3 separate regions of the Homo sapiens genome follow, and all the other regions are linked to region 3. The links are chromatin contacts, found by Hi-C in ENCODE. All regions are on one chromosome and are shown on one strand. Each heading gives the region's core, a stretch centred on a gene start or an enhancer-like site at or near the end of the contact. The rest is flanking DNA. Distances are from core to core; before and after follow the strand shown.

Region 1 (3,101 bases), core at 484-2,983, 5.4 Mb after region 3:
AGACTCATGCTCATGGCACAATGAAAGAGAATAAAATCACCGATTGAAGGCCCTCAGGTGTTCTACACGGAAGTGATGGAGGATTGACAGACTGAGGCAGAAGTTGAGACCATTAGAGGAAGGCTATGGAAATGAAATGGAAGCCACCTTTGTTCATACTATTTTTCATTAATCTTGGTATCTTTTTTTTCCCTCTAGTTGTGCCAGTTACTTCTGGCTCTACCCTGATTTCTTTGTTCATTTTTCTTCCTGCTAAAGGAAAATACTCACTTATTTAACATATTTAAAGCTGTGCTGAGAGCAAAGCATTATCCTAAGCCCTGATGGTGGTCATAGCGTTGGGAATGTACAAAGATAAACAGGACATTAAAGCCCTTGAGTACCAAACATAATGAAAAGTCTGATATGTGAGCTCCAAACCAAATGGCAAAAGGAAGGAAATAATTAATTCAGACTTGGAAACAGGAGTGAGGGGTGGGGGGTGGGTGACGGGTGGAAGGGGTGGCAGTGGGTTGGGGGGCTGTCACTCAGGGAAGACTTCATTGTTGCTGGTTTGTTCATTCACGTTTTCAGGATTCATTCACTGATGTCTCCTATCTACAATGTCTGCTCCTGAAAGAGCCCACGGTCCAGCACAGGTCTGGAAGACATAAACCATCACAATATAGTGTGAGAAACAAGCACGAGAGGTACACAGGGCCGTGGACGCTTATAAGAGAGAATTCAGAAGATGCTGTTGGTGGCTTTTGAACTGATTCCTAGAAATAAATAGGAATTTACCAAAGGAGAAGAGTGGAAAGGACATGTAAAAAGGCATTGAGAGTGTGTTTGGAGGGGGAAGAGGCACTAAGATATACCACCCATTAGGTAGAAAGGCTTGAATACCAGACTAACAAGTTTGGCCTTTATCTTCGAAATAATGGGCAACCATAGAAGAAATCGGAGCATGTGAGGGTCAAGATAAAATTTTAGTTTTGGAATTTTCCCTCTGGTATTGCGTGTAAGGTGTACTAGATCGGGATGATACGGGGGCATAGCCACAGACGCCTCAGCTGCATCTCTGCACCTGGGAGACTGCACCAGATGCGAGCCTAGCAGAATGGGAGAGTGGGAGGTGCGGGTGAGCGAATGGAAGGTTAAGGGAGAGTCCCTCGTGAGGTCTACATTCTGGGCAAGGGCAAACGCAGTTCTAGGCACCGCACAGCTGCTGGCAAGACCCGCCTCCCCTTCCAGATCCCTCTGGGGCGGAGCTCGGGCCAGAGCACGTGATGCTTGGAGCACCACCTTTACTGTGGGCACCCTTCTCATTCATCCGCGGTTTCACGGGCCGCCACTTCGATCTCCAACACCTTGACCGTATGCCTTCGTGAGCGAGGAATCCGTTCTCCTTGACACGTCCCTATTGCTCCTCCTGCAAAGCCCAGTTAGGGAAGAGAAATATCAAAGGAGTCCCTTGCCCACACAAAAGATGGCGACCTGCTGCGCTCACTCTGGGTGGGGGAAGCGGGTTCCAGGCGCCGGGCCTCACTAGGCGAGGCGCAGACGGAAGAGGCGTCTCTGGAGGTAACTTTTCGACCTTCCTGGGAGTAGCTCTGAAGCGAGGGGGCGTGGCCTCGCCTGAGTTCTAACAGATGATTGGTCTTCCGGCAGGTAGGTGGGGAATGAGTGCTACCCCCACCCCTCCCTCTTCGAACCGGAAGTGTCTCTGGGTCTTTCCAGCTGGTTGTCATTTCACTCGGCTCGGTCCTGAGGAGAAGGACTCAGCCGCGGCTGCGGGACCCGGGCACCGGGAGGCGGTGGCGGCGGCGGCGGCGGCAGCAGCGGCGACAGCAGAGGAGGAAGAGGAGGAAGAAGGAAAGAAAAAGAAGAACCAGGAGGAGTCCTCAACAACGACAGCGGGGACTGCGGGACCAGGGTAAAGCGGCGACGGCGGCGACGGCCCAGCAACCGTGAGGAGAAACAAAAGCCTTCTAAATTATAGTTTAAAAAAAAATTCTGGGGGAAAAGAGAGAGAAAGCCGAGGGGGGAGGCCCTTCTCCTTTAAAATAACTACGGTAGTGGGTTTTTCCTTTTTTTCCTCTTTTTTCCCTCTCTGCGGAGAATCGAACTGAGGGAACTGAACAAACCGCCCCTGGGTCCCATGAGGGAAAAAAACCCCGGAGCCGCAGAGAGGGGAAGAGGCAGAAACCGCAGGACCTTCCAGGTCGCCCCCTCGGTCCCCGCACCCCCAGGCCGCCCGCTCACCCTCGTCGAGTCTCGCTAATCCCTCCTGATCGCGACCCCCGCAAGAGGGAGAAACGGGTGTTTCCAACCCCTTTCATGGGGGAGAGGAAGCCGCGGGGAGCCCAGGAACAGCGACCGCAGCAAGATCTGCACCCGGAGCCTCAGGAACAGCCCCAGAGGCCAAAACTGCACCCTGCGAAAGAGCAGAAAACAGGACCAGGAACAGCAGAAACCTCCCTGCAATCATCTTTCCATTAGTCAATGCTGATTTCCTCTCCCGAAACCAGGAATTCACTTCCCACCCCAGATAACCTAATATAATCTATATATATAAATATATAATATATAATGTTCTTAAATTATTCCTGATTTTTTTTTAACCAAGCTGCCAAGAAAAGAACGTATTCCCCTCTTAGTCCTATTCTAATTTTTATGTGAGTGAATCTAAACTGCTGAGGAAAACCATATGTGATTGTTAAATTATATATATCTATATTTTTACTCCGCGCAAGGCTTATTCTTCTACATCCATAGATGCTTGAGAAGCTCTGTTTTTGTCATTCATGTACATTTTCCTTTGGAAAAAGAAAGCGCCTATTTTACTAACCAAAGACTTGATTTTTACCCTCTTCATTTTTATTCCCTCCTAAAAATAAGCCCAATTGGATCCAAGTCAATGTTTTAAGAGATTTTTTTAAGAGTTGTTTTTTCTTTCAGAGACCAGAATTCCAAATCAGAACAATTTAAGGTGATAAGCTGCGATCTTTGAGCTAGCTATAAATAAGACATTTCAAGCAAGCAAGCAAACAACTTAAATTTGGGGTAGAGGAAAAAAAAGGCGTGAGACATCAGGTTGTCATTTTTTATTGTGAGATTCT
Region 2 (3,211 bases), core at 339-2,838, 5.4 Mb after region 3:
AATGTAAGCAATAATGATTGCATTCAGAAATGCAAGTTGTTTAAAGTGCCAGTCTTTTACATATCCCCATGGTGCCCAGGAAACCTATTGCATATGTAGAGGAAGTAGTGGAAGCATGTTATACATCACTGCCTCACGTGTTTCATGCATCGCTTTATTTTAAGAGCTATGGATCTACTCCAAAAATGCTATGTATTTAATTCCTGACTGCCAAAGGTGTTGTGACCTTGCATTTTAAAACACTTTCATATTTTTTCTTGCTTTATCTACGTGTTAAATTTAGAGACCCTTCCCTGACTATTTTTCATTGCTGTAAATTTGTTTGAAACAAATGCTTAAATGAGTGGGCAAGTGATGATTCCATCTGTGCTTCTTTTCTTTGTTGCTAAGCAAAAGAATTTATAATAACCTTTCTAGAAGAAAATCATGAAACTCAAGTTGAAAGTTTAGTACACAAAGCTTGTTTCATCAGTTTTATAAAAGTTTTTTTTATATCATTGTAAGAGAGTGGCTGTGGGGATTATTTAAATTCTGTATCTTTACAGTTGGGATAGAATTTAGTGCTACTTAAAAATATGTAATAAATAATAGGAAACCTTAACTTTTCTTTCGATACACCATTTTACTAATATTCCTATATTCCAAATTGCAGTCACTTAGTTGACTTAGAGAACACATGTTGTATACTGGTAGAGAGGCATTAGAACAAGTATTTTATACAGATACTGACTCTGTGCAGGCTGAAATAGCTCTGGAAACCTGCTATGAGAGTTGCTAAATTTTGTCACTTATTTATTTCATATGTTATAAATTTGAAGTAATTTGGGAATAAATAATTTTTTTTCAAAATGAAAGGAAGTCCTACTAAAATAGGTTCTGTTGCTTTAATATTAGAATGATTTATTTCAGGTAGGAATGGTGGGGAGAGTATATAATTTCTTACAGTATTTAACCTTTTTCTATTTAAATTGGTTTGCCTGTGGCAAAATAAGAACAGATTACTGGTACCCTAACCTCCAACCTTTTTAAAGGATTAGATGGACATTTTCCTTTAAGGGACATTTAATGGGGCAGATTCAAAGTACCATAAAGAAGAAGTGGATAGGCTGGGCGTGGTGGCTCACGCCTGTAATCCCAGGGCTTTGGGAGGCCAAGGTGGGTGGATCACCAGGAGTTCAAGACCAGCCTGGCCAACATGGTGAAACCCGTCTCTACTAAAAATGTAAAAATTAGCAGGGCGCGGTAGCGGGCGCCTGTAATCCCAGCTACTTGGGAGGCTGAGGCAGGAGAACCGCTTGAACCTGGCAGGCGGAGGTTGCAGTGAGCCAAGATCAAGCCATTGCACTCCAGCCTGGGCGACAAGACTGAAACTCCATCTCAAAGAAATAAAAAAGAAGAAGAAATGGATAACGCAAACCAGTTAATTTTACTCGGATTTATAATCAAATTTCTCCTTCCAAGTAAATTATTAGTGTGTGGTATCAAATGTGTCTGGCGAATTGAGGGATCTTTAAATATCATTAAGTCTTTAAGACTCAGAGTCGGCCGGCAGCTGCCTGCGTGTCTGGCTGAAGCCTTCCTGAACTAGGCTGGCTCTTTCTTGCTCGGTTTGGATGATACCAAGTAATTCAAAGTAGCGTAACAGGGGAGTGACTTAAGTCTCCTAAGAATTAGAAAGTTGCCTTAATTCTCAAAGCCTCATAAGTAATGGAGGACGTTAAATAGCAAAGAGTATAATTTAAACTGGGCTACAATTAAATGTGTGTGTGGCTATGTAGGAATGAAGCGTGTTTCTTCTCCTCCTGTACTCTCCCTCTCTTGACTGCGGAAATGGAACATCCTAAACAGTCTTTCTCTTGCCTTGGCTTAGCTGTGCTGTAGGATGGGACCTGGGCTTCTGTGTTGAGGTAACTTCTATTGTGAGGAAGAAGAGGGCGAAATTGTGTGGCATGATTTTTTTGTATGAAAAGTGAAGGGCCTATTCTTAATTTTGAACAACTGCCTGCTTTCTGATTTACTTTTGATCCGGATTTGTTGGATTCCTCACTGTACTGTGTAGGTTGAGCTTACAAAGGTGTGGATTTTGAGCAGTGCGATTACCCCCTTTCAGATTTGGGGTTGCTGTTGTTTTTGTCTTTGGGTTTTTATAAGGCGGGGAGGGTAAGGGGAAATGCCTAGGAAAGAAAATCATGTGATGTATGTGAATGCCGACATCGTCATAGGATCGGACTGAAGCCTTTCTCCCTCTAGCCTCTGAATGGAAACCAACTCAGTTCAAACTAAATGCATCTTGTGCATGGGCCAGATCCTCATCTGCCCCGTTTACTTACATAACACATACTAGTCAATCGAAAATAGTGATCCTCTGCCCTCTACCTGCCACACATTCGTGATTGAATATTTAACCCTTGTTTTTATTTGGTCTGAAAATCAAATAAGCAGTTGCCACAAAGGGGGAATTTGTCTTATGTCATCCATGATGTGGGTCCGTAATTACTTAAGCAGCCCCTTTATCTTAATCCTGAACATTGAACACAAGGAATCCTATTTTGAGGCCATGAAAATCGGTTATCGTTTTATTCTTTGTTACCTGAGTGAGAGGTGAGGGTAACGGTGGGCGAGTAGATGGGGGAAGTATTATAATAGTAAACTTTTAATGTTATTAGAAGGTTAAACATACATTTAAAAGATTTTTTTAATACATAATTTTTTCTTTTCAGTTGTAGTAAAGTTCCCTTATAATATGGTTATTATGACTTAATATTGTTTGACATACATTCAGGGCAGGGATTTAACTATGTGTGGTAGATAAAAACTTAGAGATAAATAAGAAAACAAGCAACAATCAGGTAACAAATTAACAAGTACTTTTCTTTAATGTTTTGCTTTGTCATATTAAGTTTTGTGTACAATTTAAGCTTATGTTTTACCATCTGGACAGGCAAAAATAGTAATCTCCACTCAGAAATGAAATCAGAATGACAATTAAGTAGTAAGATTTTCAGACTTTGTCCACAGTTTGTCAATGATAAATATTAGGGACCTTCCTACTGTAAAAAAGAGAAGGGGCCCCACAATATTTATGGGGATACATGTCATTCATGTGCCACATCTAAATTAATAGAGTGTATTGTGCACCTTTAATAGTGTCACTTGGTTTTTCTGTTTTCCTTCTATAATAAAATTCTATAGAGGTGACTCTTGCTGTCTC
Region 3 (3,184 bases), core at 314-2,813:
GCCTCCCAAAGTGCTAGGATTACAGACATGAGCCACTGTGCCTAGCTCGATGTCAACTTTTAAAAGTATACACTGGGATATGAATTTTTAAAATACTTTTATGAGGCACGGAAGCGAAAACGTTTAGAGTGCTACTTTCTAAGTTCTGGAGTCATAGAGAAGAGTGAACAAGATAATTAAGGTCCCTGCCCTCTTAGAACATATATCCCAGGTTTGCTGTTTATAATTTTAACTCAATATATATACAATGAAATATTATTCAGCCTTATAAAAGAAAACCCTGTTATGGGTGACAACATAGATGAACCTGGAGAACATTATGTTGGTGCAATAAGCCGGGCACAGAAAGACAAATACTACATTAGCCCATGTATATGTGTAATCTAAAAAATTCAGATTCATAGAAGCAGAGCATAGAATGGTGGTTGTCAGGGCTTCAGAGGTAGGAAAGATGGGAGATGTTGCTCAAAGTTACAAAGTTTCAGTTAGGCGGGATGAATAGATTCTAGAGATGTAATGTATATTGTATACTTGCAGTTTTCGTTTTCGTTTCGTTTTGTTTGTTTTTAAATAGAGAGAGAAAAGGTCTCACTCTGTCATCCAGGCAGAGTACAGTGGCATGATCATGGCTCACCGCAGCCTCAAATTCTTGGGCTCAAGTGATCCTCCCACCTCAGCCTCCTATATACCAGGGACTACAGGCACATGCCACCATGCCCGGCTATTTTTCCATTTTTTTGTAGAGACGAGGTCTTAGCTGTTTCCCAGGATGAGAATAGATCTTAAATGTTCACAGCACACACGCGCGCGCGCGCGCGCGCACACACACACACACACACACATGCAAATGATAACTGTATGAGATGAAGGTTATGTTAATTATTTTGGTTGTGGTAATCATTTCAGAATGTATACATATATCAAAACATTACGTTGTACATCGTTATGATATACAATCTTTGTCAATTATACCTCAATAAAACTGGAAAAATAAATAAGATTTTAACTCAAATGTCACTTGCTTAGAGATGTCTTCTCTCACCCAAGTCACTCTATCACATTGCCTTCCTAGCAATTAAAACTACCTGAGATTATTGCCTTTTTTGGTCTATTTTCTCTCTCCATTCTAAAATGTGTCTGCCGTGAGAGGGGAGATCGTGTCTGTTTTGTTTTCTTTGTGCCCCCAGAGCCTAGAATACTGTCTGGCATTTTAAAGTACACAATAAATGTTTGTTGAATAAATGAATGGATTTGTTAGTTTTGTGCCCATTTCACAAAGGGGCAAAGTGAGGCCTTTGAGAGCCAGAAGCTCTAGGTCAGTGACTGTCCTAGTCTATCCAAGCACAGAGCAGCTCTGGTTAGTGTCTGCTCAATTCCTCTCCCCTCGCCCAAACGTCCCTGAGTTGCGGCCTCGCTCCTGACCGAAATCCCCGCGGGTTCTCCTCGCAGTGTCTACTGGATCCCGCCAGGAGGCAGCAGAGGCGCCAGCACCCAGTCCGACGGGACAGCGGACCGGAGGGGGTTTCCGCTTCCGGGAGAGGCTGACCGTTTCCGCTTCCGTCCACTTGGCGAGTGAGACGCTGATGGGAGGATGGACGTACTGGTGTCTGAGTGCTCCGCGCGGCTGCTGCAGCAGGTTTGGACGCAGGAGACCGGCGGGAAGGCCTGAAAGAGATGGAGCAGGCTCTGACTCCTGCCCAAGCGGCTTCGGGGGCGGGACAGCTAGGCGAGGACCATCCTGGTCCTCTCAGAGTGGAGCGGCACGGTCCCTGTGGGAACAGGAAGGGTTGAGAGAGGAAGCACCCATCATTTCAAAGCCCGTGTGACTGTGATTTTCAGCGGAATGGAGGGTCCCCACCCTCTCCCAGGCCTCCCCCAAACCAGCGTCTTCGGTGGGCTGGAGCCTGGCATGTTCAGAACAGTTCTCTCCCTACAATCCACCTCCTCTTCTGCATACACACGCGATTTAGGGGATGCGGGGAGATAGACAAGGGGGGAATACATTCAGAGCTCTGGGTCTTGGTTTGCAGCTCAGCCGCAGTTCTTCCCGGGTTACTGAGCGAGAGGATTCCTAATAAGCCCATGGGGTGATTCATTATCAGACCAGCGGAGCTTGCTCTGTGCCCTCAGCATTCGTCGGGAAGGAGCAGCCACACCATATAAAAGTGAAAGCGGCCGGGCGCGGTGGCTCATGCCTGTAATCCCAGCACTTTGGGAGGCCGAGGTGGGCGGATCACGATGTCAGGAGATCGAGACCATCCTGGCTAACACAGTGAAACTCCGTCTCTACTGAAAATACAAAAAAACTTAACCGGCTGTGTTGGGGGGGGTCCCTGTATTCCTAGCTACTCGGGAGGCTGAGGCAGGAGAATGGCGTGAACCCGGGAGGCGGAGCTTGCAGTGAGCAGAGAGCACACCACTGCACCACAGCCTGGGCGACAGAGTGAGACTCCGTCCCCCTACAAAAAAAAAAAGTGAAAGCGGAACAGTTCCATTACCTTTTATGCCCAGGTGGGGAGGGATGGTAGGAAGATAGTTCACAGTACTCTGTCCTGTTACGGCTGTATACTTAATCAGCAGTCACAAAGTACAAGTTAGTCAAGTAAATTGGCAAGCTCTTTACATTTCTGAGCCATTTATTTATCGGTATGTATTTATCTTTGCCTCACTTGGTTGTGATAATCATGAAGGTAATTTCTGAAAAGTGTTTTTAGCTCAGCTCCTGGAACATAATGTATGCTCATTTTTGGCAATTTGGTTTTGGCTGTAGCTATCTCCCAGTAAGTATTCTGAAATTTCAGGTGAGGAACTCCCCCTGAGTTTTGCAGTTTAAGTTGGAAGCTTTATTTCTTTCTGAATTGACATGTCTTTAGTTTTAGATGTTAAACTACAAAGCCTGGTCTGGTCTAGTCTAGGACCTAAGACACTGGAAACAGGAAGAAATGGGAAAATTGTTTAGTCCCAGAAAGGGTGAAAGGCAGACCCTTGAGCTATTTTGAATGTGACAAAGGACATTTGGGTTTTTTAAGAGTCCCAGGTCATAGGATTTGGGAATAAAAGCAGGTTGGTCAACCTGAAACTTAACTACTCTTGCTAAATCAGAGTGTTTATCGAGCCAAAGAAAAGAACTAGGGATATGAGACATGAGGCATATCCCATTATATACTTACTCCGATTCCTGTCT

What was found. A loop is a pair of places that touch in the nucleus more often than their neighbours do. Pooled maps may share reads with other maps.
Region 1: a loop to region 3 is called in a pooled map, with 23 times the contacts of the local background. The contact joins the promoter of CPEB4 here to the promoter of RARS1 in region 3. A Hi-C loop is called at or near these places in 8 of 50 pooled maps.
Region 2: a pooled map shows a loop between it and region 3 (3-fold over the local background). The contact joins the enhancer-like site here to the promoter of RARS1 in region 3. A Hi-C loop is called at or near these places in 3 of 50 pooled maps.

What each region holds. Positions count from the first base shown.
Region 1 is chr5:173,886,616-173,889,716 of GRCh38, forward strand. CPEB4 (cytoplasmic polyadenylation element binding protein 4) reads left to right here and starts at 1,734. Exons shown (of 10, transcript NM_030627.4): 1 at 1,734-3,101. RefSeq lists an enhancer at 1,241-1,480.
Region 2 is chr5:173,916,348-173,919,558 of GRCh38, forward strand. The region is part of intron 2 of CPEB4 (cytoplasmic polyadenylation element binding protein 4); the gene reads left to right. Among named protein-coding and RNA genes, the nearest start is that of CPEB4, 30 kb to the left of the region's middle. RefSeq lists an enhancer at 1,656-1,915. Within about 2 kb of position 1,589, at least 39 of the 41 ENCODE cell types and tissues checked have a DNase peak (open chromatin) inside an H3K27ac peak, as active enhancers do.
Region 3 is chr5:168,484,908-168,488,091 of GRCh38, forward strand. It overlaps RARS1 (arginyl-tRNA synthetase 1), which reads left to right and starts at 1,564. Exons shown (of 15, transcript NM_002887.4): 1 at 1,564-1,636. The coding sequence starts at 1,592.